Linked DNA regions of Homo sapiens: region 2 is linked to region 1. The links are chromatin loops, found by intact Hi-C in ENCODE. Cell type or tissue: gastrocnemius medialis. All regions are shown on one strand. Each heading gives the region's core, and the rest is flanking DNA. Links, peaks and the distances in the headings are about the cores only.

Region 1 (14,462 bases), core at 2,808-10,807:
GCTCTGCCTCCTGGGTTCATGCCATTCTCCTGCCTCAGCCTCCTGAGTAGCTGGGACTACAGGTGCCCGCCACCACGCCCGGCTAATTCTTGTATTTTTAGTGGAGACGGGGTTTCACCGTGTTAGCCAGGATGGTCTTGATCTCCTGACCTCATGATCCACCCACCCCGGCCTCCCAAAGTGTTGGGATTACAGGCGTGAGCCACCGCACCTGGCACCTCATTTTCTTTATGGAATATGAGGTGCACTGGGCACCGAGAGGGTGATTATCGAAGTCTGAGGAGCTTGGGGAACGTTTCTGTTAGGGGGTGAATTGTGTCCCCACAAAGATATGTGGAAGTCCTATCCCTGGTCCTTGTGACATGGCGTCCTTTGGAAACAGGGTCTTTGCAGATGTGGGTAAGCTCAGGTGAGGTCATTAGAGCAGGCCCTAGTTACATATGCCTGATGTCCTTTTAGGAAGAGGAGAAGAGACGCAGACATACAGAAGGGAAGGCCGGATGACACCAGAGGCAGGGCTGGAGCAGCGCATCTGCCAGCCAGGGAGCACCAAGGCTTGCTGGGAACAGCAGGAGCAGGACAGCAGCTCGGGGCAGACACTCCCCTCAGCCTTCAGAGCCAGCGGGCCCTGCTGACACCTGATTTTGGAGTTCTCGCCTCCAGAGCTGCCAGAATACCTTCCTGTTGTTTAAAGCCACCCAGTTTGTGGAAATGATTAGAGTTCCAAATGGCCCCTATGGAGCGTGCAGGAGGGCACTGACAGAGGAAGATGCCTCAGGATCCACAAACAGCACTGTGGGGACATTTCTGGTGATGACTGTGAACTGATAGTGGCTTAATGCTGATAAGCATGAAGGATTCCTAAACATGTCCCCAAGCCACCAAAATAGCCAGCGTGAAAGAACTGCCCACATACTAGGGCTTTTATAACCCTGGGATTTGGCCTCTGTGAAAACTGATGACGGATGTCGTTTTCTTTTTTTTCTTTTCTGAGACAGAGTTTTGCTTTTGTTGCCCAGGCTGGAGCGCAATGGCGTGATCGCCGCTCACTGCAACCCCTGCCTCCTGGGTTCAAGCGATTCTCCTGCCTCAGCCTCCCGAGTAGCTGGGATTACAAGCATGAGCCACCATGCCCGGCTAATTTTGTATTTTTAGTAGAGATGGGGTTTCTCCATGTTGATCAGGCTGGTCTCGAACCCCTAACCTCAAGTGATCCACCCACCTCGGCCTCCCAAAGTGCTGGGATTACAGGCGTGAGCCACTGCGCCTGGCCTCATAGATGTCGTTTTCTTCATGAATAAGCTAGAGTAGAGTTCGTTTGAAAATACACACACGCACCACACGCACACACACACACGTGTGCACACACACGCATACACCCCCCCACATACAAGCATACAGATGCACACACACACCCATATGCACACACCCACGTGTGCGCACACACACACAGATGCAGACATACATATGCGCATACACACACCAATACACATACACGCACACACAGATGCATGTATACACACACACACCCATAGGCACACACACACATGTGCACACACACAAGGACAACAGCAACACAAACAACATGAGCCAGAAGCTACCACAGTCAGGCTCCTTGCTTCTGAGCACTCACTTGCTCCAGGTAAATATCCACGCTGCCTGTTGAGGTTGTGCTGATGTAAGCAACTGCCAAGAATGGATGGACAGGGTGCCAGCTGATAAATGAGGGTGACCCTGCTGCATCCGGGGCTTCTATCTGGTGGTCATAATAGAGGGCCATGACGGAACTCAGGCCTCCTCAGCGCTGAAACCTGCAGGGAAAAAAAAATGACCAAGTCCAATCAGTTTTAAATAAAACAAACAATATGACTGTACATGGAATGACGAAAAGGAAGCATCCCAAAGCCACCATCGGAAGACCATCGGCAACTTGAAAATGCCTTGCGGACTGAGCAGGCAACCTGATGCGAGGAGATCTCCAACAGGGAGACATGCAGAAGAGAAGCAGTTAGACCCGGAATCACCCAGGCTGTGACAGAAACGAATACAACTCATGGCCATCAAAGGAGGAAAGAAAGAAAAGGCCTGCAGCCTAACTACACACGCAATCCTCAGTAACTTTCATTCCAGTCACAATAAGGACAAGTTCTATTTCTGTAGTTCCCTTTAACTTTTTAGACCAAGTCTTGCTCTGTCACCCAGGCTGGAGTGCAGTGGTGTGATCACGGCTCACTGCAGCCTCAAACTCCTGGGCTCAAGTGATCCTCCCACCTCAGCCTCTCAAGTAGCTGGGACTACAGACATGCACTACCATGCCCAGCTAATTTTTAAGTAATTTGTGTAGACACAAGGTTTTACTATGTTGCCCAGGCTGGTCTTGAACCCCTGGCTCAGGTAATCCTCCTGCCTTGGCCTCCCAAAGTGCTGGGATTACAGCCGTGGGCCACCACTGCCTTTTAAACAACATTTTCAAACAAAATAAATGCAAACTGCTCCAGAAAAGAGTACTGGTACAGAAAAAAAACCAGTACTGAATTTCCAATAAAGCATAAAATCAAAGACTGTCTTTTACCTCTGACTCACAGGTGGTAGAAGACAGAAGTCTTCCTCTATTAGAGAGTCAAGAATGCACAGCCGCAGCAGCTGTGAGAAGTTGAGCTTGATCACTTACGTGAACTTAATCTCTCTCTTTCATTCTTCCTTTCAGATCTGGAAAAGATATACACATCGTCCCTTTTCAGGCGGGTTAGGGTGATAAATAAAGTGACGGTCTGGTTACTGCTCACTTTTTTACACCTCAGTCAATTTGGGGAAGTTAACTGGCAGAGAAGAACATACTTGTAGCCGGGTTTGCCACCATTTAAAATTATACAGGCTCATGCCTGTAATCCTAGCAATTTGGGAGGCCGAGGTGGGCAGATTGCCTGAGCTTAGGAGTTCGAGACCAGCCTGGGCAAAATGGCGAACGCCACCCGCCTCTACTAAAAATACAAAAGGTTATCCAGGTGTGGTGGCAGGCACCTGTAATTCCAGCTACTCCGGAGCCTAAGACAGGAGAATCACTTGAACCTGGGAGGCAGAGGTTGCGGTAAGCTGAGATCGCGCCACTGTACTCCAGCCTGGCAACAGAATAGGACTCCGCCTCAAAAAAAAAAAAAAAAAAAAGAAACCCGAACAACAAACAAACACTCCAGATCAAAACCTGGGCAATTTAAAATAGCAAAAGAAACCTTTAAATTAAAAAATATATATTGTTTAGAGACAGGGCCCCCAGGCTGGAGAGCAGTGGTGTGATCATGGCTCACTGTAGCCTTGAACTCCTGGGCTCAAGTGATCCTCCTGCCTCAGTCTCCCAAGTAGCTGGGATTACCTCTTAAAATGAGTTTTGGCCAGGCATGGTGGCTCATGCCTGTAATCCCAGCACTTTGGGAGGCCGAGGCGGGTGGATCACAAGGTCAGAAGATCGAGACCATCCTGGACAACATGATGAAACCTCTTCTCTACTAAAAAATACAAAAATTAGCTGGGTGTGGTGGTGCCTGCCTGTAATCCCAGCTACTCAGGAGGCTGAGACATGAGAATCGCTTGAATCCAGGAGGCGGAGGTTGCAGTGAGCCGAGATCTTGCCACTGCACTCCAGTCTGGGCGACAGAGCAAAACTGTTTAAAAAAAAAAGGGGGTTTTAACATGTTGCAGCCAGCCCCAAGGTTACAAATCCTGGGCTAAGGGAAATTAGGATCTAATAAGTTTACTCTGTGAAAATATTTCTCTGAAAAATGAGTGATACATTAATACGACACTGTGCAATAACTATGAAGGCAAACGGCCCTAATTGCTTTCTTTCCTGCCTGGGGTTTTTCAAGGTTCCCCCCGGCTTTGGGTAAGGGAGCTCTCTCAGGGCTTGATGGCTTTACCTTTGTCGTGTGCTTCTTGCCCAGTGTCCCCACACAACGTTGCGCTTCTCCGTGGCTGCATTTAGACTTTACCGTAAATGTGAGTTTCACTGCTCACACATTGCCCCCCATATTATCTTCCCCAGAGAGCAGGAGGCACCCAGTATTCCCACCTCCTTACAACAGTGCCTTGCACAGAACAGGCCCTGCGCGGATGAAACTTAGCAAGGAGAGAGATTCTTCCTGTTGTATCAATATAAGAAACGGGTTCCAGGCCTGCCTGAATGAGTTCCATACACAATGCATTAATATAATTGTTCATAGTTCCTTTCAACGGCCTCTTAACAAGTTCCCAAAATGAGTATTATCAGTATAATTTAAAAAGTTAACACAAGGAGGAGAGATGGCTGACAATAAAATAGTTATGTACTTGATGACAATCTGTAATAGCTTCAGGTCGGAAACAAGTACCTTTCCTTTTCTTGAAACAAAGTTCCAGTCTCTGGAACATAAAACCGGGAAATACATCAACTTTGGGGAACAGGAGAAAAACTGTATTTATTCTAACCGAAGTACTCCTCTCACTTTCAGGCGTCCAGCGTCTCCAGAGCCTCTACAAGTGCCTCCATCAAACCAGCTTTTGGGAAAGAATCTGTTAAGCCCATTCAGCTAAGCGGCACGGGGTCACAGGGCTTTGAGTAGCCTTCCTCGGTGACGCTGAGTAGGGAACTCCGGGATGGGGCTCCACGGTGGACTCTCGGGGACAGGCACCCGGGGCCACCCTACAAAGCCTCGCCCTCCAGGCCACAGTCCAGAGCCTTCGGCCTGCGCAGGGTCCTCGCTGCATCCAGCGGACGGTACTGAGAAGCCATGCGCTGGCGGTTTGATGCAACACGACCCTCAGGGCCGACCCAGCGAGTGACCAAACATAGCATGTTTTTGTTTTGCATCTCTCGTTTGTCCCGTTTCGCCTCGGGGGTGTGATGGCGCCGCCCACCTCCCCACCCCGCCCATTCCAAAGGGACTCTCCCAGCTACCGGAATCAGCCGCGATTCGAGGCCGGGCGGGGGCGACAGCCATAGTCCGACGAGCGACCTGGACCCCGCGCCAAGCCCGCCCCAGCCTCGATGGGACTCGCGAGGGGCCGCGGGGACTCGGCGGCGCCGGGATCGTGGGAGGAGACGGGAGGGTCCCGACGCCCGCCACCGGTCACATCCTCGGCCCCAAACCCCGGCCTGGCTCCTAAGGACCTGGGTCGGCCGCCCTAGCCCTAAGGCCACTCACCTCTGCCAGGCCGCTGAGCCGCCGCGCGTTGCCGGGACAACGGCGCGCCAGGAACGCGGAAATAGCCGAAGGTGAGCGAGGCGGCCCCGAGGACTCCCGAAGCGCCCCGAGCGGCCGGAAAGAGCCGAAGGCGATCGGGCACGCACGTGCAGCTCCGAGGCCCGAGCGTCGGGGGCCAGGTTATTCCGCTCTGCAAGAGAGAAGCGGGACGAGCTTTTTCTAGGAGAGACGGCGGCGCAGGGCCGGCGTCTGGGTCCCCTTTGTGTGGAGGGCGCGCTGTCACAGCCCCGATCAACCGCGGCATCCTCCCCTCCTGGGCGTGTTCCCTTCCCGTGCATCCCGAGGCGGAGCCTTTCCAGCACGCGGCGGTCTCGGCCCAGGCCTTCCCTGGGCTCCGCTTTTCTAGTTTCGGAGCGGAGGGCGTGGGTCAAGCGTTTCTGGGAAAGTCGATGCGCTCGGCAGTGTCCTGAGGTGTTGGGTGACTGAGGGCCTGTTCCATCGCCGGGCCCCGGACTCCACAGAGCCAAGCGAGGCAGGGAGCGCCCCCAAGAAAGCAGCTGGCGGCCGGACGCGGGGCTCGCGCTTGGGCTTCCAGCTCTTGGGGGCTGGGGCGGGCGGATCGTTGGAGCCCAGGAGTTCGAGACCAGCCTTGGCAACAAGGCGAGATCCTGTCTCTAAAAAATTACAAAAATTAGCCGGGCGCGGTGGCGCCTCTAGTCTCGGCTACAGGAGGCTGAGGGAGGAGAATCGCCTGAGCCCCGGGAGGCGGAGACTGCAGCGAGCCGAGATCGGGCCACTGCACTCCAGCCTGGGCGACAGAGCGAGTCAAAAAAAAAAAAAAAGAAAAGAAAAAGAAACACTGGAATTTGAGCCGGGCGCGGTGGCTCACGCCTGCAAACCCAGTACTTTGGGAGGCTGAGACGAGCGGATCACTTGAGGTCAGGAGTTCGAGACTAGCTTGGCCAACATGGTGAAACCCCGTATGTACTAAAAACACACAAATTAGCGAGTATGGTGGCGCGCGCCTGTAATTCCAACTACTCGGGAGGCTGAGGCAGGAGAATCGCTTGAACCTGGGAGGCGGAGCTTGCAGTGAGCCAAGATTGCGCCACTGCACTCCAGCCTGGGCGACAGAGCGAAACTCCGTCTCAAAAAAAAAAAAAAAGAAAGAAAGAAACACTGGAATTTGAAAAACACCCCTCTGCTTTCTTGCTATGAAGAAAATGACCAAGTGCCCAGCGCCGCTCGGCTACGCTAACGTAGCGCAGAAGCACATACTCCACCCAGGAAAGGGTGCGCTTAACTGCCTCAGACGTGCTTCCACACTTCTCAGAACTCAGGTTCGCGCCCGATTCCACACTCCGAGCTACCACGCCGTTTTCTTCTCACGTATCCGTCAACACTGCTGCGGCCAATCACAGCACGGGCCCTGGCCTATTGGCTGTCTGTCCACCAATCCAAAGAGACGCACAGTCCGCAAGGTCGCGAGGCTGGCGTCACAACACTACTGGCGCCGCGGGCTCGCCCCCGACGCCCACCGGGCTCGTACGTGCGAGCGCGCCCGCCCAGCGCTAGCCAATGGGAGCGCCGTTTTGGGGAGACGGGCCCGAAGAAACATTGGGGGTGCTCGCCCCCGCGTTCGTCGCCCCGCCCCGCGCGCCCGCGCACCCCGGCCCCGCCCCCGCGCGCCGTCCGTGAGGTCCCCACCGGCCGCCGTAGCCGGAACTGCTGCTGAGGGCGGCGGGCCGGCTTCGCTAGGGTGAGTGGCGGCAGTATCTGCGTCCGCAGCCCCCGCAGCCGCGCGCCGGCCCGCGGAGGGGACGTGCCGGGGCTAGCGCCGCTCGACCAGTCGCTTCCGAGGCGGACGACCAGCCCGGCGTTGCGGCCTCCCTGCAGCCGGCGCTCGGGGGCCGGGGCTGCCCGGCCCGGCTGGTTCTGCGGGCACCCGGGGAGGCCCCGGGAAGCCAGGCTGCCGCCCGGCGTTGATGAAAAAGGTGACCAAGGCTGGGCGGCGGGGCTGTCATGGCGAGGCCCGGCCGGGGGGTCCTGTCGGGCGGCGCGGGAGAGCGCGGGGGGGGCGTCGCTTCCACAGCGCCCGGTACAGCCACAACTGGCCTCAGGGCGAGGAGGCTTCTGCGTCCCCATCCCGAGACGCGAGCCGGTGCGGAGCGGGACGGGGCTGGAGGAGACTGCGCCTCCGAGAAAAGTCCGGTCTCGTTGGAGGTTCTCGCGAAAAGGAGGCCATCCCCCTGCTTGTTGGCCCTTAGGGTAAAGTCTGGACGGCGTCGGTCCTTTCAGTGGCGAAAAGCGCTTCCCCGTGCTCGGTCGGCGTCTTGGGTGTGGAGCCCGGCGAGCGGGCGAGTTCACTCTGGTGGCCGAGTTTGTTTTGCTTGGGTCCCGGGTGGCCTGCGGGCGGACAGGTCCCTGGGCAGCGGGGTTCTCAGCCCGAGACGAGGTCTTTGGGGGTTTAGGTTTCTTGAGTGGAAAGAGGTGGGTTGAGGGGGAAGAGTGGGAAGTCTTGCCACGAAATCCCTTAAGTTGGGGTGTTTGTCGTGGGTGGTTTTGTTCTTTGGCAGAGTTTTTTTTAAAACTAGCATGAACTCGAGATTCCCTAGACCAATTCCGACAGGAGAAAACGGCCACGGATCCTTGTGTGATCTGCACCTCAGGGTGGGGGCATCATTGCGACTTTGAAGCCATTTCCCGATCTCTCGGAAAGAGAGGTCCTCGCCCGCGTCCCTGTATTTCGTGGTTGGTGTTGGTGCCTCGATCGTGTGTTCCTTTGAAGTGGAAATGCCCCCGTTCTCAACAGTTGAGTTGAACGCAGGGTCAGTATCTGCTGAGGAATCTAATCTTCAGCGTTTTTGCTTCCTCACACGTGCCCGTCCCGGACTGTTTCTGGGCTGCAGCTCTTGCTGTGTACCTGATTGTCTGAGTTTATTTTTGAGTGGCTCTGCTTTCTGGGCTGCAGCATTTTTAGTCACTGCACTTTGTTGTTGACATTTTACAGGGCGGTGGGTAGCAAAGTTGATGCAATAATTTTATTAATTGTTGCCAAGAGTTTTAACACCATTGTCTTCTACCGCTTCTTGCACCTGGACCCGGACATAACTGGGCTGTCACTTTCCCGGGTGGTTCCAACCTGTTCCATGCAACAGGCTCCTTTGTTGCAAAAGCATTTTTAACTAGTAAATCCCCGCAGCAGCTCACATTTCCCACCCTGGGAAGAAGATTCCCAGAGACCCGGAGCTGATTATTCTTTATGTGTGTTTTAAAATAAGCAGGCGGGCCGGCGGCATTGGGCCACCATGGAGTTCCCCGTGCGGGCAGGCGAGCCCGCGCTTCTCCCGTCCCGGGGTGGATCCGGCCTCCTCTGTCCTCCTCCAGGGCCAGCTCTGGGGGCCGGCGCGTGGGGCAGGTGCGCGGGGCCCGGGAGCCCCGCGCCTTTCGGGGGGCGGGGAGGGGGTGGGACGAGGGGCTAGGGCTGGGGCTGCGGCCCGGCCGGCCGAGGCGGCGCAGGGAGCGAGGCCGGCGCGCAGGGCCAGGCCATGAGCCGCGGCCCCGCCGGGTAGGTGGCTGTGGGCGGGGCAGCGGCCCGGACCCGCAACCGTGCCCAGACCCGCGCCCGCGCCGGGGCTCCCATAGACCCCGGGGCCGGGGCCGGGGCCGGGGCCGGGCAGGGTCCGCCGAGCTGTCGCGCCCTCCCGCCGCCGGCCCGGGCGTCTGGACGCGAGCCTCGGCCAGGGGGCGTCCGGGGAGGCCCGGGAGGGTCCCGGGCTGGTGGGCAGGGCCGGGGGCGGCGGCGTGGGGGCGGCAGGGGCCGCGGCGGGCTCGGGCGGGCTCGGGCGGGCCGGGCCGAGCCGCCGAGAGGGGATTTGGAACAAACAACGGCGGCCATGTTGAGAGCGCGTCGGGGCCGCTAAACTTCCCGGCCTGCGCCCGCCTCACCGGCCGCCTCCCCTCTCCCGGCCGCAGGATGACAGTGAAGTTGGGCGACGGCGGCAGCGGGGAGGACGGGCTCAAGAAGCTGGGCAAGCGGGCGGCCGATGAGGAGTCCCTGGAAGGAGAAGGGGCCGGCGGCGCAGACGCGGCCGAGGAGAGCAGCGGCACAAAGAGGGACGAGAAGACCCCCCGGGCCGGCGCCGACGGCCCCCCCGCGCCCCCCGGCGCGCCGCAGGCGCCGTCCCCGCCGCAGGGCAGCCCCCAGGACCAGCACCACTTCCTCCGGTCCAGCGTGCGGCCGCAGAGCAAGAGGCCCAGGAAGGATCCTCCGAGCGCTGTGGGGAGCGGCAACGCCGGTGGCTCGGGGCCCCGCGGAAAAGGTAGGGCGGCCCGTCCCCTTGGGAGACCCCAGCCCCTCTCCGGGGTGTGCCGCGGGGGAGAGGAACCCCTCGCCCCAGCCGGGCTCCACCCTAGCTCACCCATCCCGCGGCCTACACTGAGGCTCTCAATTTGGGTGGCACTTATGGGGCATGTGTCCCCTCTCTCCTTCGAAGAGGCTGCGACTTTCTATATTTAAACTCTTTGAAGAGGCAGTGAGTATCCTTTTTTGGGGGGGAGTCGAAGAGATCCCTTAAAGCTGTTTCCTTTCCAAAGGATCACTGATGGTTTTCTATGGTTTTGTGTTTCAAACAGCGGACAATAGTTCGGAAACGGGAAGAGAAAAAAATACCTGCTGTATCTCTTTCCCAGACATCAGGCGGTGGAAATGCACCAAGGGAGCAGGCTTTTGAAACTCATTGGGGGGAAGATGGGTAAGAAGCGGAGAAAGGATCCTTGGGGTCTGACTTGGACCCATTGTCCTCTCCTTCAAGTGCTCCTGGGTTGAGAGTAGGAAGGGCATAGAGATGGGGCCCTTTGAGTTGCAACTGGGGTTTACTTCTGTGCCAAAGAAAGGAAAGAGTGGTGAAAACGATTGACATGAACAAGCAGCAGCTTGTAGTGTTCGCCCTTGTATTCTGAGGTGATGGAGAATGTTGCTACTTAGCTGGGGTCTCTTACCAAGATAGTAAGAAAACGGCATGTTAGTTTCGTTCTCCATGTGCCAGTGCTTCATTGTTGTCTGCTCTTATTTCTATTTCAGTCTTGTGCTTTTCCTTACGCAGGTGAATGACTCTGATTCTTTTTGTTTCCGACCATGTTCGCAGCACTTTGTATAAATAGCAAATATAACATCAGCTTCCAGTGAGTTTCACGTGAAAAAAAAATCTTTCACTTCCTTCCTTGGGAAATGCTCGTTTACATTTAGTGAATGGTCCTGGTAGTTTTGACAAGGAAATATATTACGAACTAATGGAGAACCTGCTTTGGAGATCTGTGCCACATGTGTTCCATTAAGCCCACTTCTCCTGCCGCATTCTCAACCGAAGAAGGCTGGCCTCCGGAATCATGGCCTTACTCATTGGTAAAGAATTCTGATATAAGTATACTTATTTAAAGATGTAAATAGAAGGTAACTTAGCATGTTTCAGAATTTAAAACTTGCCTCATATGAATTTATTTTGATGTGAAAGTTGCTGATCAATTTGGAAAACATGAGTGGCTTTGCTTGTTACTAGTTTTTTATTGCTAGTTACAGGTATGTCTAAGCTCATATAAGCTCCATGGTTCCTTCAAAGGTTTGTTGTTCATGGTTCAGAAGCCCTGGACCTTGAATCCAGCCGGCATTCGTCCCCCATGTCCCTGGCCTCCAACCTTGCTCTGCCCCTTCACCCTCTTGGAGATGCTTTTCTGTCGGGTGTCCTCACCTGTGAGGCAAGGAATGAGAGCAGCTACTTCACCCCGTTGAAGTGCGGCTGCTAAAATGAAATAGTGCATTGGTGTGAAAGCACTCTCAGACGTGTACGTGGCTACTTGTATGTATAAGTGAAGTGCTGCTGAGACGTTAGTGATCAGGTCAATTTTTGGCAGTTGGGACGAGGGGAGGCTTGCTTTTGTTTGTATAGTTGAGAGTGGCTTGCTAAGGTGCAGAAGGTTTCCTGAGCTTGGCTCACACTTAGGTTGCTGGCACTTCTTTCTTTGCTTCTTGTCCCATTGTGTGGCTTGGAGAAGCGTGGGACTTTTCATTAAGTTTTAATATTAATAAAATGCAAATTTATTAGAATTTGTGCTCCTCGTGACATATCCATTATCCCACTTTAGCAAGCAAATATATCTTTTTTTTTTTTTTGAGACTGAGTCTCACTCTGTCACCCAGGCTGGAGTGCAGTGGTGCGATCTCAGCTCATTGCAAGCTCTGCCTCCCAGGTTCACACCATTCTCTTGCCTCAGCCTCCCAGGTGGCTGGGACTACAGGCGCCTGCCACCACACCCAGCTAATTTTTTTTTTTTTTTGGTATTTTTAGTTGAGACGGGGTTTCACCGTGTTAGCCAGGATGGTCTCGATCTCCTGACCTTGTGATCCTCCCGCCTCAGCCCCCCAAAGTGCTGGGATTACAGGCATGAGCCACCGCTCCTGGCCACAAGCAAATATATCTTTAAGCAAATAATAAGCTAAGCTGTGATGGTGGCTTTTAGGAGAGGAGTAGGAAGTGGGTCTCCTTTGCATCACAGAACTTCTCGGCCACTGTCTGCCTTGGAGCTTCCCGGGAAGGAAGGCTGCCTGTCCGCTGCTCTCTGCTTTCAGGTTCCTCAGTGCTTTGGGAGGCACTTCACTGTGCCCAGGACATCCTCTGACACCAGTCTTTGGAGAGACCTCTGCTCAGTCGTTGCTTCCATTACCCGTCAGAAAAGAAGGCCAGGTGGTGGCAGTTGCCCCGCAACAGTCTTTAGCTCACCTTCCAGAAAGATGCTCAGAGGAGAATCCTCTTACATTCTGGAGAAATCTGCATCTGGAGTGGTGAGCATCTGTCAGGGAGGAAACGATCAATACTTCATGTTTCAATTTTTCACTTGGAAATGATGTAACTTCTATTATGCCTAAGGAATACTTAGCTCAATCACTGGCAGTTCCTTTGGTTGATTACTTACTGCCCTGGCCAGTTTCAATCTCAGTGGGCCTGAGACTCTTACAGTGAATTTGGAAGAAAGGACTTGTGGAGAAAAGGAAAGTCTGCTTGTTTGGCTTTTCTGCATGCAAGTGTGTTTTCTTTCTCTGAAGAAGACACTCTTATTGACTTCAATGAAAAATGCTTTTTTTTCTAGTTCAGTTTCAAATTTAAATCTTCTTGCATTGATAAAGCGATGGTAGCTGGGATTTAGTGCCTGTTTGCCAGGCATCTTGCATGTCTGTAATTTTGCTTTTAAATGAGTGCAGAACCTGAAGTAGATTGTTTAAGTCACATGCTCAACCTAAACTCAAGGTAAGCTGCAGACCAGAAATCCCAAAACAGACATTCCTGCAGCTCTAATACACCACCCACGTGACCCTGGGACGCACTGGAGATTTCGGCTTAGAGCCGCAGAAACCATCTGAAAGACATAAGTCAGGAGACAGAGTCCTGATACCTTTCCCTATTTGGCCAGTTCATGATCCAGCTAGCCCTGGGCAAACTAGTCCATCTTTTGGATAAAATAAACACCTGCCTCAGAATCGCTTGAACCCGGGAGGCGGAGGTTGCAGTGAGCCAAGATTGCGCCATTGCACTCCAGCCTGGGCAACAAGGGTGAGACTTAGTCTCTAAATAAATAAATAAATATAAAAATAAACACCTGCCTTAAGTCACAAGGTGTTTTACAGGCACCTGGTGTTTCTGCCATGAAAAATGCATGCAGCTTCAAGATTACAGGACTGCAGGAGGAGGCTGCACAGGCTGGCGGGGTGGGGAGCCTACCTGTGGGGTGAGTAGAAGTCCGGGAATGCTGGTGCTCTGCTGGGGCAGATGGGATGAGAGAACACTGGGGGTGGGGACAGAGAGCCTCTGCTTATTTTGGTCCCCCTCTCACCCCGAAGAACTTCAGTTCCATCAAGGATGGGGAAATGCACCATCTCCAGAATAGGGTAATGTAGTCTGAAGTGACAGTCGTTTGTGTGTAGGAATCGGTAAACGACTGTGCACAATTTACTCTTTATATTTTGTATAATCTGTGGACTGTTTGTAGTTTCTAGATGTTTCAAAAAGATGTCTCATAAGAGATTGTACCTGTAGTCCTAGCTACTCAGGAGGCTGAGGTGGGAGGATCACCTGAGGCTGCTGGTTGGAGGCTGCAGTGAGCTGTGGACATTGCACTCCAGCCTGGGTGACACAACAAGACCCTGTTTCAAAAACAAAACAAAACCAAAAAAGATAAAGTAGGTAAGGCAAAATTTGAACATTGGTTTGAAGGCTGAGCTGCTTTTCAAATACCTGTATACTTTTGGTATTAAAACTAGTTTCTGTGGTGTCTGTTGTTGTGAAGTTGTCTAATGAGGTAGACTTTTCGATTTTCATTTTTGTATCTTATTGTGGCTTATGTAAGGATATAACAGGGAGATGATTCATGATTGCAAAGTCAGAAATGTGAAAATTAACATCGTTGTATAAAGTGGTGTGTAGAAGCTCTTTGTCACATAAGTAACAACAGCGGGGTTTTGTTTTTTGTTTTTGTTTTGTTTTTGAGACGGAGTCTCATTCTGTCGCCTGGGCTTGAGTGCAGTGCTGCGATCTCAACTCACTGCAATCTCCGCCTCACAGGTTCAAGCAATTCTCCTGTCTCAGCCTCCTGAGGAGCTGGGACTACAGGCGCATGCTGCTACACCCGACTAATTTTTTTTATTTTAGTAGAGATGGGGTTTTACCGTATGGCCCAGGCTGGTCTCGAACTCCTGAGCTCAGGTGATCCGCCTGCCTCGGCCTCCCAAAGTGCTAGGATTTCAGGCGTGAGCCACTGCGCCCGGCACAACAGCGTTTTTAACACTAAAGAACCACGTTAGAAACACTGAAAAAAGGAGACATTTCCAGGAGTTTGTAGTTTAGTTGGGATATCTTGCAATACCTACAGGATACAATTAGAAAATCTGCTGGTATTTCATGAAGAGGGCATACGCTTTTATACAAACAGTGGAGTTCTAGTTGTATTTCTCTCAAATATTTGTAGGAGGGGAAAGGGAGAATCTTCAAGAGAGACAGCGCTGGTCAGAGCATGCAGGAGGACGCTGAGCCTTGCAGGCACTGAGGGTGGGAGTCCCGGCAGAGAAGGGGACAGTATGAGTGACTCCCAGAGGGTGTCGTGGAGACCATTAGGTTTTAGGTCAGCTTCAGAACCTGGAAGAGGACATCTCAGAGTCTGGCGACCCTGACCAGGGCTCTTGCAGGCACGCCTGGAGTGTGGACCAGATCTTTAGATTGATGGGACAATGCGAGGTCA
Region 2 (14,462 bases), core at 1-8,000, 370 kb after region 1:
TCGTCGGGCTCCGTGCCACGCGCTCTGCAGTCGCCAGCAGCCTCCGAGAATAGGTTTCCAACAGCTGCAGGCGCGCCAGGCCGCGGCTCGTGCGCCCCACGCGTCCCAACAGTGGTGCATCTTAAGGCACCACAAAAACGTACTGTGATACGCCGCTTTGGGCTTCACTGGTCCCTGGCGCCCCCAGGCAAGCCACCGCCTTCCCCGCTCCCGTACCCAGGCTGGCCTGACCGAGAAGCTTTGGGAGAACGCGGTCAGATCTCCGCAGCAGGCCCGCCTCCACCGGGAAGGTCTCCTTGAGGGTCTTCTGAGGGCGGGAACCAGGGCATTGGTCTTCCAGAGCCCACTGTGCACCCTTGAGAGGGCGGGGTCCCTCACCCGGATGGCAGGGGCTGGGAGCTTCAGCAGGGACGAAGGGCCTCCAGTGGGAGTCACTGATGGGAGGCAGTCCAGTGGGAGGCAGCCGCGTGGGGAAGCCGCCACCGCGGCATCAGGGTGGCCCAGGGTCACTCACCTTGAGCTGCCTGAATTCGTCCCAACTCCTGCGCACGAAGGTGTCGCTGCCGTCTGACCAGCGCACAGAGAAGGCAAACGTCTGGGGGACAAAAAGTTGGGAGTGCCGTGGAGGTGCTGGTCCAGGCACCCCCTTCCTATCCCTTGGGGCCACTAAGGACCCAGCCAGGTCTTACTTGGAGCCTCTTGATCTGCACCAGGGCTGCCCCTTGCACTGAAACTGGGTATCGGGGGCCTGCCATGGCTGTGGCTTCCAGGCTGCAGATTCCTGAAATGGGCGAGGACCCTTCTGCCTCCCCGTGCTTGAGAGGGCTCTGGGGGACCCAGAAAACCCCCTGGGATAGAATCCTGGCAACACCTCAAGCCTGTGGGGTCCTTGTGGAGCCGCCCCAGCTGAGTCCTTTGCAGCTTTCTTGCTGTCCCCCAAGCCCACGATCTGGGGGCAGGAGCACAGGGATTGGGGGACTTCCAGGCAGAGCTGCTGGGAGGAAGAAGAAGAATGAGCTTTCCAGCCCTGGAGGCGTGCAAGACTGAAGAAGGGGCGAAGGGTAGGCGGGACTGCTGCCTGGGGCCCTCCTGCCTGCCTCTGGCCACAGGAGGAGGGAGGAGAAGGCAGGGCTAATCAAAGCGCCACCTGTCCTGCCCACCTCTCTGGATTCCCCTACCCTGTGAGGTAATTGCCCTGCCAGGGTGCGCCCAACAACTTTGAACTGGCCTGGGGATTTCTGTGCAGAACCAAGGACTCAGTGCTTACAGCTTTAAGTGCTTTGTCTGACTTAATCCTAATGCTGGAGGAAAGGTCTCTTAATGTCCCCAACTCATAGAGGAGGAAATGTGTGTTAAATGCGTAATTATTGTGAGCTGTTCTATACATGCTGGGGGAGGGGCAGACCTCACAGGCTCACCCCAGGGGTTCCCCTGCAGTGAGGAGACTTGGGGTAGGAGAAAGAGGGCCCATCTGTGCAGTCACTGGCATTTGGTGGGTGGGGGTGGTGGTCAGGGAAGTGGTCACTAGGGCTGTTTTGAGAACCACCTCTCAATTCACGATTTGCCATGACTTACTGCAAACATGGCCTGGGCAGAGGCTCGCCCAGGTGCCCCACCTCTCTGGCTGCTTCCTTATAGTTCGGGCTTCGGAAGCCACATTCAACCCTGGCACACAGTGGTTTTTCCTCGTGCTGGGGCCACCAGTTCTGTGTTGGGATGCACCTACTCCAGCCCCTTCAGGGAGCAGTCAGCCTCTAAGGCATCCCTCCAGGAAGCTGCCCTGGCTGCAACAAAGGGCCTTTGTGTGTCTGTCCCACCAGCACTCTCTCTCATGCCCTCAAGCTGTCCCTGGTCTTGGCATGGGCAATGAACACCTGCTCACATAGGGCTGATTTGCAGGGTTCCCCCAGCCAGCTGTCACCTTCTCCCTGTCTCAGCTGAGGGCCCAGCTGACCTGGTGGGGTCCAGCGTGTGAACCCAGGGGAGACCTTGCTCCCCTGGAAGACAGGAGAAGCTGGGGAGGATTTATTCACAAGCAGAGGCCTAGAGGGATTCTGAGGCCACCTGCCTACCCCAGCTGACAGCTCCTGCCCCACACCCCATCAGCCCTGCATGGTTTCCACTTTTTCCTCCCCTACCCTCTTTTCTTGCCTGAATAGTACACCCCACCCTCCATCTGTATGCTCCTCACTTGCCCCTACAAAATCCACTCCAAGGACAGACACAGTGCCTCACCTGTAATCCAAGTACTTTGGGAGGCCGAGGCAGGGGGATTGCTTGAGCTCAGGAGTTCGAGACCAGTCTGGGCAACATGTTGAGACCTCCATCTGTGCCCCCCAAAAATACAAAAATTAGCTGGGCGTGGTGGCGTGTGCCTGTAGTCTACTTGGGAGGCTGAGGTGGGAGATCACTTGAGCCTAAGCAGTCGCGGCTGCAGTGAACAAGATCGCGCCACTGCACTCCACCCTGGGTAACGGAACAAGACCCTGTCTCAAAAAAAAAAAAGAAATCCACTCCCCATATGATAGCCAGCGGAATCTGCAGCAAACTGAAATGGGATCAGATTGGGTAACCTTGCCCAAAACTGTCTAGCATCTTCCCTCCTACCGTTATAATAAATTCCCAATCCCCGAAGCTGCCGACCAAGTCTTTGGTGGGCCCCTGTCCGTCCCTGGATCTCCCCTCCCACCTTACAACCCTCCCTAGCGTCCCACTGGCGTTTTTGTTCCTGCAAAATGCCAAGACCCTGCCACCTTGGGCTTGGTCTCGAAGGCGCTCCTCAGCTGATTCCTCATCCTTCAGAAAGGGTCACCTCCTCAAGGAGGCCTTCCAGATTTACTACACCCTTGCATGGACCCACCAGTTTGTACGTGAACATTTATGAGTGTGAGTCCTTGTTTTTTTTTCCTGTCTTGACCACTGGATTATGAACAGAGAAGGTCAGGGAACAGAATTGTGTTCCCTGCTCTGCCCAGCACTTGGAACAGCGCTTGGAACAGAGCGGTCACTGCGCAAATAATAGCGGAATGGATAAATGAACGCAAGGAGGCACAGGAATCCCAGAGGCCGCTCCAACCGGGAGCCCGACCCCTCATCCCAGGCTCTAGGATCCGCGACAGCCGGCGAGGGGCGCCAGGGAGCCCAAGGCACGCGCCAACCCTCTGCGGCCGCGCCGCGCCCTGCGTTGCCAGACGCCCGTTGCCATGGCGCCAGGGAGGGGACAAGAGCCCAGGACCCTAGCGCGCGCCGCAATCTGTGCGGTCACGCCCGGCCCGCGTTGAGAGAGCGCTTGGCAGCCAGCGGGTGGACGCGCCCCTCAGCGGAGGGCACAAAGCCTGGCCGCAGGCACGCAGGACACTCAGAACGGAGCGATGGGGACGTCGCGGGCCGCAACACGGACTTTGCCTGGGTGTCAGCTCGGGTCCACAGCGCGGCCGAGGCGCACCTTGCGCCACACACTGCTCTTTTACTGGAGAAAGCGGGACGGCCGCCACGGACGGCGCAACCCCTGCGTGCGCCGCGGATCGACGCCTGAGGGCGCCAGCAGGGTCCGACCCTCCTGCTCCGTCCCCGCCCCTGTCCTCGGGCCCGGCCAGCGCCGCGGCCTCTGGCTCCGCCTCCACACGGGCCCGCAAGCAGGCACCGCCCCCGACTCTGCCCCCAGCCCCGGCTCGGGCCCGGCCCCCGCGAGCACGGCGCGCGCCTCCGGCTCCTGTGGCCGCGCGCTGGCCTGGAGGCTGACCTGGAGGCTCATCTGGAGGCCGAGCTGACCCGGCAGGCCTTGCGCGGGCAACATGGCGGCGCCCGGCGAGCGGGGCCGCTTCCACGGCGGGAACCTCTTCTTCCTGCCGGGGGGCGCGCGCTCCGAGATGATGGACGACCTGGCGACCGACGCGCGGGGCCGGGGCGCGGGGCGGAGAGACGCGGCCGCCTCGGCCTCGACGCCAGCCCAGGCGCCGACCTCCGATTCTCCTGTCGCCGAGGACGCCTCCCGGAGGCGGCCGTGCCGGGCCTGCGTCGACTTCAAGACGTGGATGCGGACGCAGCAGAAGGTGCAGTTCCCTGCCCGATTTCTCCCAGCCCCGCGCAGCCCCTGTCCCCGCCCCCGCCCAGGTACCCCGGCAGAGCTTCCCAGGGTTGCCTGTCCCTGAACCTTGCCCCCCGGGTAGGCCCGGCCTTACAGCCTTCATCCGCGCGTGGGTTGGATCGTCTGCAGGACTTTGGCCGGAGTCCAGTGGGCCACCGGCTGGGCCGTACAGTGGGGAGCTTTGGGCGCCTTTGTTCGGAGAATGAACTCACTCTCGGTCGGCCTGCTTCCGCAGCGGGACACCAAGTTTAGGGAGGACTGCCCGCCGGATCGCGAGGAACTGGGCCGCCACAGCTGGGCTGTCCTCCACACCCTGGCCGCCTACTACCCCGACCTGCCCACCCCAGAACAGCAGCAAGACATGGCCCAGTTCATACATTTATTTTCTAAGTTTTACCCCTGTGAGGAGTGTGCTGAAGACCTAAGAAAAAGGTAAGATGTGTTTGCACGCAGCAGAGCTTTGCACTGGAGCCTGGGCCTGGGGCTCCTGGCTGACGTTATAGCGGGGAACGTAGAGAAACGGATGCAGAGGTGGCAGAAGTTTGCTGAGGAGCAGGGACCTCCAACAGGTGAGGACTGGGGCTATCTGAGCCTCCTCCTCTCGTCTCAGAAGCCAAGCTGTCGGGATCTGCTGCTGGGTACTGCTCCTGCCACAGCCACAGGGCTTCCAGGAAGGGATTCCCTGCCTTGTCTGGCACTGAAGGCGGTTTCCCGCAAGTTAGGGAAGACTCCACTTTGCCTGACTTCTAGAGTAGGACTTCTGGTTTTAAAATCTTGGAAATCCACTGCTTTTGCTCCCAAGAGCCATCTCTTCCTCACTGAGGGATCCAAGAGCCAGCACTGGCCCTTGCAGGTGTTTCTAGGCCAGATGTATAGGGTAGAGCCGCCATTGTTGCTATAAGGCTGGTCAGTTAGAATGAAGTCTCTTGCTGAACTGACGCACCAGGGCCTGCCCTCAGATGCTAAGAAACAAGTCCAGTTTTCAGTTACAAGGCTGTGCCCAGCCCCACCCAGGCCACACTCTGCCTGAGGCCAGGGACACTGGATGCCGCTTCCTGGGTGTTAGGAGCTTATAAAATTGCCAGGTCTGTGCTGTAATGTGTTGCCTTGAGGCCTCGTTGGAGTTTGCCAAGCTGTCCAGGTGGGTGTTTGCGCAGCCCTGGGAGTTCATCACACCCGGGGAGCTGCAGGGTCAGCCCTGTTCTGGGAGTGCCTGTACCTTGGAGCATAAGGGCACTCCCAGGTGTAGTTCACAGCAGTGCCCCAGCTCTCCTTCCTTGACAGCAGACAGGGAACTGGCAGGGGCAGTGGAGCCGCTGCGTCCTCTCATTCTTTACCTGCTCTCCCTACACAGGCTGTGCAGGAACCACCCAGACACCCGCACCCGGGCATGCTTCACACAGTGGCTGTGCCACCTGCACAATGAAGTGAACCGCAAGCTGGGCAAGCCTGACTTCGACTGCTCAAAAGTGGATGAGCGCTGGCGCGACGGCTGGAAGGATGGCTCCTGTGACTAGAGGGTGGTCAGCCAGAGCTCATGGGACAGCTAGCCAGGCATGGTTGGATAGGGGCAGGGCACTCATTAAAGTGCATCACAGCCAGAGCCTGTTGTGTCTCAGTTGGGTGGTCCCCAGGACACTGCCTGTGGGGACCTGCCCTGCCCCTCTTAGGTTTGGAGCAGAAGTGGAGGTGCCCACAGCAGGTACCCACTGGCCCCCTCCTCAGTGGAGACCCCAAGGAGCTGCAGCTGAACTGCAGGGGAGGGAAGGAGGAGCAGCCTGGGCTGCCCCTTGACATTCAGGATGTAGCTTCCTGCCCACCGCATACCCTGGCGCCTCACTCCTCACACGGGAAGACAGCGGGCCTGGCTGGGCATCCCTGTGCCTGTCCCTGGCGGCCAGGCCATTGCCTTCCCACTATGCAGCCAGGGATGCCCCTGCCCCCCATGGCTCTGTGCTGCTCACTTTAGGGGGCTCAATTCTCCACTCTGCTCAGTCCCTACAGGGAAAGCTCAGGTCGGGTCTTTCTGAGGGTCCACCAGCCATCCTACCCTCTCCCTGCCTGGCACATGCCTGCCAGCGTTGTGTCATGCCTGTCCACAGGGGATTCGTGGGGCTCACTTCATCAGAGTTTGAAGCCCAAATGAAACGCTGAAGTGACTGAGAACCTGGCTTCAGTATATTTTCTGCTGGGGCTTAATAAAGCAGTAGACAGGGCTTGTTCCATCCCTCTGTGCTCAGCTGCATTTCCTGCTGGGGTCCTGGTTCCTCAGGAGAGAGAGACCACAGGGTGAGAGTGAGCCAGGAACAGCAAGGACGTTGATTGGTTGGGGCAGGGGGGCCAGAGTAGCTGATGTAGGAGTACTGGGAGGCCAGACGGCACGAGGTCTCCAAGGCCCCAGCAAAGCCATGGCTTCTACCCCTAGTTCCCCTGACAGGAAGTTCTTGGCGGGTTTGGAGCCAGGGGATGGCATGGAGTGATGTGGCTTTGAAGGGTCCTCTGGCTGCTGAGCTGGGATGAGGCAGGTAAGGGTGGAACAGGAGGGGTGGGGAGGAAGCCGGGGCAGTCACCGAGTGACCACCAAGAGGAAGACCCACCCCACGGCGGGGACAGATGCGGGGTACGTTAAAGGGAGAGCCAGAGAACTCATGGGGTGAGGATGGAGTCCGAGGAGACTGCTGGGAGCCGCCGTGTGGGTCAGAGATGGAGAAGGCTGAGTGCAGCAAGGTGGGGGGTGACTGGGACCCAGCCTTTGGGCCTCCCCAGCCAGAGCAGCCCAGCAACAGTGTGTCCTGTGGTCATAAAACTCCAGGGACCTCTATCCTCCAGGAGTCTCAGCCTTTCCCTGGGCGCAGGCCCACCTTGGCATGGCCGCCTCAGGCCTCCATGGAGGGAGCTGCTATGTCCCCACCAGATTGGCCCCGTGCGGCTGCTGGCTTCTGTAGAGGCTGCCCAGAGGGGCCAGGTGGCACAAATAAGAGAGGGGAGATGGGGGGCAGCCAGGAGAGGAGGTGTCCCTTCCTCGCCCAGACACAGCGCGCTTCTCTCTGGCCTTTCCCGAGGCCTGTGAGTGCCTCAGGAAGCAGCTGGGCCCTCTGGGAAGGCTGTGTTCAGCTTAGGAACATACCGCCTGTATCTGCTGTCCCTCCCCTGCCCCCCTGCCCCCCCCACCGCCTTCCCTTTTTCCCTGTCTTCCTTAAAGTTTCACTCCTGAATAAAACTTCACTTTGCCTTAGAATCTGTTTTTCTTTTTGTTGTTGTTTTGTTTTTCTGAGACAGAGTCTAGCTCTGTCGCCCAGGCTGGAGTGCAGTGGAGCAGTCTCGGCTCACTGCAACCTCCATCTCCCGGGTTCAAGCAATTTCTCCTGCCTCAGCCTCCCGAGCAGCTGGGATCACAGGCGCCCACCACCACCCCCTGCTAATTTTTGTATTTTTAGTAGAGACAGGGTTTCACTGTGTTGGCCAGGCTGGTCTTGAACTCCTGACCTCATGAACCACCCACCTCAGCTTCCCAAGGTGCTGAGATTACAAGCGTGAGCCACTGCGCCAGGCCAGAGTCTGTTTTTGAAGGCATCCAGGCCAGTGGAACTCTAGTGCAAGGAAAAGTTCTGGCTTGAGCTGGTGTTCCAGAGCTGTTGACACGCAGACCAAAGGAGTTAGCACAGAGGGAGAGACCTCCCCAGGATCGCGCCCTGGGCTCCTAAGGCTCACAGGTCACAGAGGAAGGACCCATGAGGGAGGAGGACCTCCAGGAGGGGCATAGTGGCTCACGCCTGTAATCCCAGCACTTTGGGAAACCAAGGTGGGCAGATCACTTGAAGTCAGGAGTTCGAGACCAGCCTGGTCAACATGGCGAAACCCCGTCTCTACTAAAAATACAAAAAAAAAAAAAAAAAAAATTAGCTGGGTGCGGTGGCACACCTGGAATCCCAGCTACTCCAGTGGCTGAGGTAGGAGAATCACTTGAGCCCCTGAGGCAAAGCTTGCAGTGAGCCAAGATTGCGCCACTGCACTCCAGCCTGGGTAACAGAGTGCGACTGTAACTCAAAAAATAAATAAATAACTAAAGAAATAAATGAGTCGACAGCAGCATCAGACTTGCCCTTGGGATTGGCACGGAGAGGTCAGTGGCAACCTTGAGTTTAGGTGGCGGTGGGAGCTGATTCTGCCGGGTCAGAGGGAGAGAGAGGAGGGTGTTGCAGGCAGAGTTTGCTGCTAAAGGAAGCAGTAACGTAAGGCAGCTGGAGGGGAGGTGGGGTCAACAGTGTTTGGCTTTTAGGAGAAAGTGCAGCATGTCTGGGTGCTGATGTTAGTGATGAAGTAGAGAATGAATGACACAGAGGGGAGGTCTGTGGCCAACAGGTGAGAGGGGTTGTGATCGGACGCACAGTGTGATGGACTTGGAACACAGTGAGTAGCGCCTCTGGCAACACCTGCTCTGCCCACCTGTGCCCAGCAAGGCTGAAGAATGAGCTCCAGGGGGGCTGGGCCACGCAGCACCATCTGTGCACCCGGCTCGTGTAGCAGGGACCTGGGTTGCTTATTATCTGAAGTACAGGGTGGTAACAGTCTCCGCCACTACACAGGTCAAGCGCTTGGCGCTGTAAATGTCAGTGCAGACATCTCAGTGCTCTAGACAGAAACCTAGGAGTCATCTGAACTTCCAGCCTGCTAGGAACATGAGGAGAGGGACCTTGTTGCACCCAAGGCTGGGGTCTGTGGAGGGGACTCAGCGGGACACAGGGCAGCCAGGCACCACCCCCACCCGACTCCTAGTCTCTGATGCCGCTCCCTGCCCTCCATTCCAGACTAGGCGCCGCAAGTACGCTGGGGAGACCCAGGAGTAGGGAGGGCATTGGGAGCACCACCACCTGGCCACGGGCAAGGAGCGGAGACACCGAAACCAACACTCCCAGCGGCGCTGGCCACGGTGGCTCTGTCCCCTCCCTCAACAGGTGCTCCTGGGGCCAACGCCTTTCTTCCCACCAGATCCTCCCCGCCAGAGGCTAGAAGCTGTGATAGCAGCTAGAGCACAGTGGGGGGCCATGAGAAAGACCCCAGTTATCCATCTGGTCTTCTTGGGACCAGGGCCAGGGAGCCGGTCCCCTCTCCCGTGGGTTGGGGGAAGATGCTGCAGCCCGTGGACCTCCTACCCCTTTACTCCCTCACCCAAGTGCCCTTCCCAGAGGAGCGGACTCCTCCTGTCTGTCCTCCCGGCTCTAGCAAAGTCTGCGCCCAGCACCCGAGCCCCACCCTGCCCCCGGGGACCTGGCTGGTGGGTTCCTGAGGATGGTCTCCATCTCGGGACCGGGGCAGGCAGGTGAGGGTGGGGGATGGGAGGTGGGCGCGGCGGAGGGAGAGGAGGGACCCGGCCCCGCGCGCATGGACCCAGTGGGGGGCGCGGGCGCGGCCCCGCCCCGTCCCGCGCGTCCCCGCCGCGGCCGGCGCGCGCTCCCGGGAGGCGGCAGCGGCTGCAGCGTTGGTAGCATCAGCATCAGCATCAGCGGCAGCGGCAGCGGCCTCGGGCGGGGCCGGCCGGACGGACAGGCGGACAGAAGGCGCCAGGGGCGCGCGTCCCGCCCGGGCCGGCCATGGAGGGCGCCTCCTTCGGCGCGGGCCGCGCAGGGGCCGCCCTGGACCCCGTGAGCTTTGCGCGGCGGCCCCAGACCCTGCTCCGGGTCGCGTCCTGGGTGAGTGGTCCCTGCCCGGGCCCCCGCTCCCGCCCCTGCCTCGCGACCTTCAGGCCCCTACCAGCCCCCTGCCCCCTACCCCCTGCCCCCTGCTTCTCGCCCCCCGACCTCACTCACTCTCATCCTCGCCGGCCCCTCCCCCGCCGGCCTCAGGTTGGGGTGACGTCACCGGGCAGGGCGCGCCCACCTGCGGGCGGAGGAGGGGCCGGCGGCGCCGGAGAGGGACCTTGAGAGGTCACCGCCGGTCGCCTCTACCCCTACCTCCTCCCCGGGTCTAATTTCAGTCCCTTTCCGCAGCCCTTACTCCGTTTTTCCTGTTCTCGTGACCTGGAAGCAGGGACGGGGTGGGGACGGAATTCTCCGAGGGGCAGGAGGGGGCTACGGGAACCGAGAAGCGCCTCCCCTTCCCCCGCACACACACCCTCGGGTCTCCTTGGCAGGGAGCCTGTCCCCTGGCCCCCAGTTCCAGCTGTGAGTTGAGGGAGGAGAGGCTCTGGGCTGGGAGGGCTTCCTGGCGGCGGTGTGGAAGGCAGGTTTGGGAGCAGCCTAGCCCACTGGGGCGTCCCTGGGAGGGCCCTGCTGCTCCTTCCCTCCGGCAGGGGAGGTGGCAGTTGGGTGCCGAGCTCTGGGTTTTGTCCAGGTGGCAACCTCTGGGCCAGCCGCACCTCGGCGCCTGTCTTGGAGGAGGGCGGTGCCCACGGTGGGGCAGGGGCTTTGGCCTCCCCTGCGGAGTGGCTCTGACCAGACCGGGAGGCAGGACGCTGCGTTTTGGTCCGAGCGCACGTCCCGACTTGTGGCCCACTCTTGGGGACAAGTGCATGTCCCGGCTTCCCCCTTGGCTCCACTCTCGGAGCTGGAGCGGGAAAGGAGCGAAGGGATGAGGTTGAGGCTGGAGGTCGTTTCTTGGAAACACAGGGCTGCCCCGTGCAGCGCTGGTTAAAATGACTGCGGTCCCCCTCATGCCTGTCTCCCGGAACTGGTGGGCAGGAGGCATTGAGGTTTGACGGAACCTCAGAGGTCAACGGTGTCATCTTTTCAGCCCAAACACTTACAGGTGATATTAATAATCAGTCACGTGGGGGCTGTCATCCCTCGGGTACCCACCACGTGCAGGAAGCTGGGTGGACATGTCTGTCCCAGCACTGCATGAGCTGTGCCCGTCACCCTATTTGCATGCTAGAAAACAGGCCAGACAGTTCCCAACCGCGCAGGAAGCAACAGCTCCGCTGCCTCCATACCCTCCCTCCCGCCCCGCTCTGCCTGCTGCACTCTCACCTCCCCTTCGCCGTTCCGGCTCCAGCCTGGGAATCGCGGGCCCAGGTGAAGGCTCCTGTTCCCACACTCTTGAGTGGGCTCTGAGGGGACTCCACGGGCCCACGCGGTGCAGAGTACCTGGCTTGAATCAACCCCGGCTTTTGTCAGCCATGTGATCCCGGACAAGTCACTTCACCTGTTGGGGTCCCAATGTCCCCCGCATTTATAAAGAGAATAAGAACAATGGCGATCCCACGGGGACTTTCTGAGGATTTGGTGAGGGGACGCATGTAAAGTGGCTGTTTAACACAATGTCTGGGCATAGTAGATGCTCACTAAACGGCCCGTGTTGTCAATAATTACTAAATACGCGAGGGTTCGGGAAAGAAAGAGGTGACACCGCCCCCCACCCAGATACGGGCCTGGGAACGCAGGGACAGGCCCAGGGGCGTGGGCGCTCGAGGCGGGCTCGCAGAGGTCGGGTCGCCGCAGGGCCCTGAGCGCCGCGCCGCACGCAGGTGTTCTCCATCGCCGTCTTCGGGCCCATCGTCAACGAGGGCTACGTGAACACCGACAGCGGCCCCGAGCTGCGCTGCGTGTTCAACGGGAACGCGGGCGCCTGCCGCTTCGGCGTCGCGCTGGGCCTCGGAGCCTTCCTCGCCTGCGCCGCCTTCCTGCTGCTCGATGTGCGCTTCCAGCAAATCAGCAGCGTCCGCGACCGCCGGCGCGCGGTGTTGCTGGACCTGGGCTTCTCAGGTGGGCGGGGCCGGGGCGGTGAGCGCGGAGAGCCTTCCGGGTGGGCGGGGAGGGGGCGGGGCCTGGGCGGGGAACACCGCTGGAGTTTCCAGCTGGGCGTGGCCGTGACGAGGGGCGGGGACTGAGGCAGGGAGTGTCAATGGGCCTCCCGGGTGGGCGGGGAGGGGGCGGAGCCTGGACGGGGAGCGCCGCGGGACTTTCTAGGTAGGCGGGGCCCGGGTCTGGGCGGAGCCTGGGCGCGGAACGGGTCTGGCGCTCCCGGGTGGGCGGGGTCAGCGCAGGAGAGGGAGGCGGGACCTCGCGCCACGCGGCGAGCCCAGGCGAGGCGCCCCAAGCCTCGGGCCCACCGACCTTTCCTCCTCCGGGCGAGGCCGCCGTGGGCCACCGCGTGGAGCGTCGCCCTGACGCGCCGCACTGTTCGCAGGACTCTGGTCCTTCCTGTGGTTCGTGGGCTTCTGCTTCCTCACCAATCAGTGGCAGCGCACGGCGCCAGGGCCGGCCACGACGCAGGCGGGGGACGCGGCGCGGGCCGCCATCGCCTTCAGCTTCTTCTCCATCCTCAGCTGGGTGAGTGCGGGGCCCGGGAGGGCGGGGCGAAGGGGCGGGCGCTCGGCTGATCCCGGCTGACCCCGCTGACCCCGCCCCGCGCAGGTGGCGCTCACCGTGAAGGCCCTGCAGCGGTTCCGCCTGGGCACCGACATGTCACTCTTCGCCACCGAACAGCTGAGCACCGGGGCGAGCCAGGCCTACCCCGGCTATCCGGTGGGCAGCGGCGTGGAGGGCACCGAGACCTACCAGAGCCCGCCCTTCACCGAGACCCTGGACACCAGCCCCAAAGGGTACCAGGTGCCCGCCTACTAGCGGCTGGCAGGCACAGACCAGGGCTCCAAGGCCACCCCACCAACGCAGGCCCCAGGGTCTCCGGGACCTCCCTTGGGTCCTTCCAGCTCAGTGCCGCGGACAGAGTAGGTGGCCGCTTTGCGCCATCCGGGGCCAAGAGGGGGTGGACCCGCGTGTCTGGGCTGCCCCTGCCAAGTTCCCCCAGTCCCTCAGCACCTGGCCCCAGGACTGAGGTCCTGAGAAGGGGATAGCACTGCCCAGGACGTGTGTCCCTAGCCTGGAATGGACTGGCCTGGGGAAGGCTTTCCCCTCTTGGGCCACACCTGCTCACTCTGGGGTTGGGGGTCCAGCTGCCCTCTACGATCAGGTGCAGGGGCTGCCCAGGACAAAGCGGGGGCAGGGGAAAGACACCACCCTCGCCCCAAGACTGGGGATCCTGGCCACTGTTCCCATCCCATGTCCCTGTGGGTAGTGACTGTCTCGTTTCTGTCATGGTGGTGCGTCCCGTCCGGAGCCACTCTCCACTTTCTCTCACAGGCTGCTAGAACAGCCCAGCCCTGTCAGTGTTGTGATCATGGTCCAGTCTTCGGGTTTCACCTCCTAGTACTCCACAAGCTGCTCCTCTCTCTGTGGCCCCGGCCCCTGCCCAGGTGTGGGTGGTTCTGGCCAGGAAGGCACAAGGTAGCTGTGGGCCAAGACACCAGCCCTGTCCTAGCCCTTCAGTAAGACCTTGCCAGGAGAGGAGAAGGATGCCTGGGTGCCAGGCAAGACAAGCCCCTCAGCAGGAGAGAGGCCCAGAGGCTCCAGCTGGCCACCGTGCCCCACAAGATGGCCCCTGTGTGGTTCCCTTTACCTTGGCTTCCTGGCCCAGTCCCTGCCTCTCCACCTGCACCCTGCTTCCTGGCCCAGTCCCAGGTTGGAGTCCCTCTGCATAGCTGACTACTCATGCATTGCTCAAAGCTGGCTTTTCACATTAAGTCAACACCAAACGTGGTTGCCACATTTCATCAGACAGACACCTCCCTCTGGAGATGCAGTTGAGTGACAACCTTGTTACATTGTAGCCTAGACCAATTCTGTGTGGATATTTAAGTGAACATGTTTACAATTTTTGTATATATCACTCTCTCCCTCTCCTGAAAGACCAGAGATTGTGTATTTTCAGTGTCCCATGTTCCGACTGCACCTTCTTTACAATAAAGACTGTAACTGAGCTGACTGTGACCTGGACGCTCCTGGAATCATTTCTACCCCTTCCCTTCTGGTGCCAGGGATTGGTATCTGAGAGGCACCAGGGCCCCACAGGAGGGGACGGGGAGGTAGAGGCCAGGCTGACCCCCAGGCTCTGGGGGCTCCAGGTCCATAGGTCCCCACCACCACGTATCCCACTAGTCTGGTTCTCTGAAATGCTGCGAGACCCCTTGTTTTTTTTGTTTGTTTGTTTTTGTTTTTGTTTTTGAGATGGAGGTTCACTCTGTCGCCCAAGCTGGAGTGCAGTCGTGCAATCTCGGCTCACTGCAACCTCTGCCTCCCGGGTTCAAGCAATTCTCCTGCCTCAGCCTCCAGAGTAGCTGGGATTACAGGTGCCCGCCACCACGCCTGGCTAATTTTTGTATTTTTAGTAGAGACAGGGTTTTGCCATGGTGGCCAGGCTGGTCTCAAACTCCTCACCTCAAGTGATCCACCCACCTTGGTGTCTCTCAAAGTGCTGGGATTATAGGCATGAGCCACAGCGCCCGGCCTGTTTTTTTTTTGTTTTTTTTTTTAAGACGGAGTTTCACTCTTATTGCCCAGGCTGGAGTGCAATGGCGTGATCCCGGCTAACCGCAACCTCT

What was found. Peaks named below come from ENCODE experiments on the same cell type or tissue, not always from the same donor. Only the 100,000 strongest peaks of a DNase experiment are listed, where the experiment ranks them.
Region 2: a loop joins it to region 1, with 3 times the contacts of the local background. A loop is called at or near these places in 2 of 110 quality-filtered maps.

Annotation. Positions count from the first base shown.
Region 1 is chr16:1,605,487-1,619,948 of GRCh38, forward strand. It overlaps IFT140 (intraflagellar transport 140), which reads right to left and starts at 6,586. Exons shown (of 31, transcript NM_014714.4): 1 at 6,482-6,586; 2 at 5,178-5,367; 3 at 1,634-1,811. The coding sequence starts at 1,780. It overlaps CRAMP1 (cramped chromatin regulator 1), which reads left to right and starts at 6,874. Exons shown (of 21, transcript NM_020825.4): 1 at 6,874-7,171; 2 at 9,153-9,499. The coding sequence starts at 9,154. LOC105371046 (a long non-coding RNA gene) reads left to right here. Exons shown (of 3, transcript NR_135176.1): 3 at 4,485-4,842. RefSeq lists silencers at 4,913-5,292, 6,531-7,060, 7,081-7,200, 7,231-7,390 and enhancers at 6,321-6,380, 6,769-7,269, 7,270-7,770. In gastrocnemius medialis, for the core only: no CTCF peak of the experiment used is centred there; DNase peaks (open chromatin) are centred at 4,679, 4,955, 5,275 and 6,665; H3K4me3 peaks cover 5,033 bases; H3K27ac peaks cover 5,193 bases.
Region 2 is chr16:1,980,425-1,994,886 of GRCh38, forward strand. It overlaps TBL3 (transducin beta like 3), which reads left to right. Exons shown (of 22, transcript NM_006453.3): 22 at 1-2,505. NOXO1 (NADPH oxidase organizer 1) reads right to left here and starts at 1,045. Exons shown (of 8, transcript NM_172167.3): 1 at 690-1,045; 2 at 515-595; 3 at 232-307; 4 at 1-120. The coding sequence starts at 755. GFER (growth factor, augmenter of liver regeneration) reads left to right here and starts at 3,769. Exons shown (of 3, transcript NM_005262.3): 1 at 3,769-4,052; 2 at 4,323-4,519; 3 at 5,442-7,325. The coding sequence starts at 3,795. The coding sequence ends at 5,604. It overlaps SYNGR3 (synaptogyrin 3), which reads left to right and starts at 9,546. Exons shown (of 4, transcript NM_004209.6): 1 at 9,546-9,777; 2 at 11,550-11,787; 3 at 12,212-12,354; 4 at 12,439-13,851. The coding sequence starts at 9,679. The coding sequence ends at 12,648. RefSeq lists silencers at 1-98, 2,308-2,500, 3,521-4,060, 9,676-9,765, 9,846-9,965 and 2 more and enhancers at 1-485, 962-1,021, 8,504-9,083, 11,402-11,979, 12,560-13,137. In gastrocnemius medialis, for the core only: a CTCF peak has its summit at 3,480; DNase peaks (open chromatin) are centred at 47 and 3,557; H3K4me3 peaks cover 1,984 bases; H3K27ac peaks cover 1,683 bases.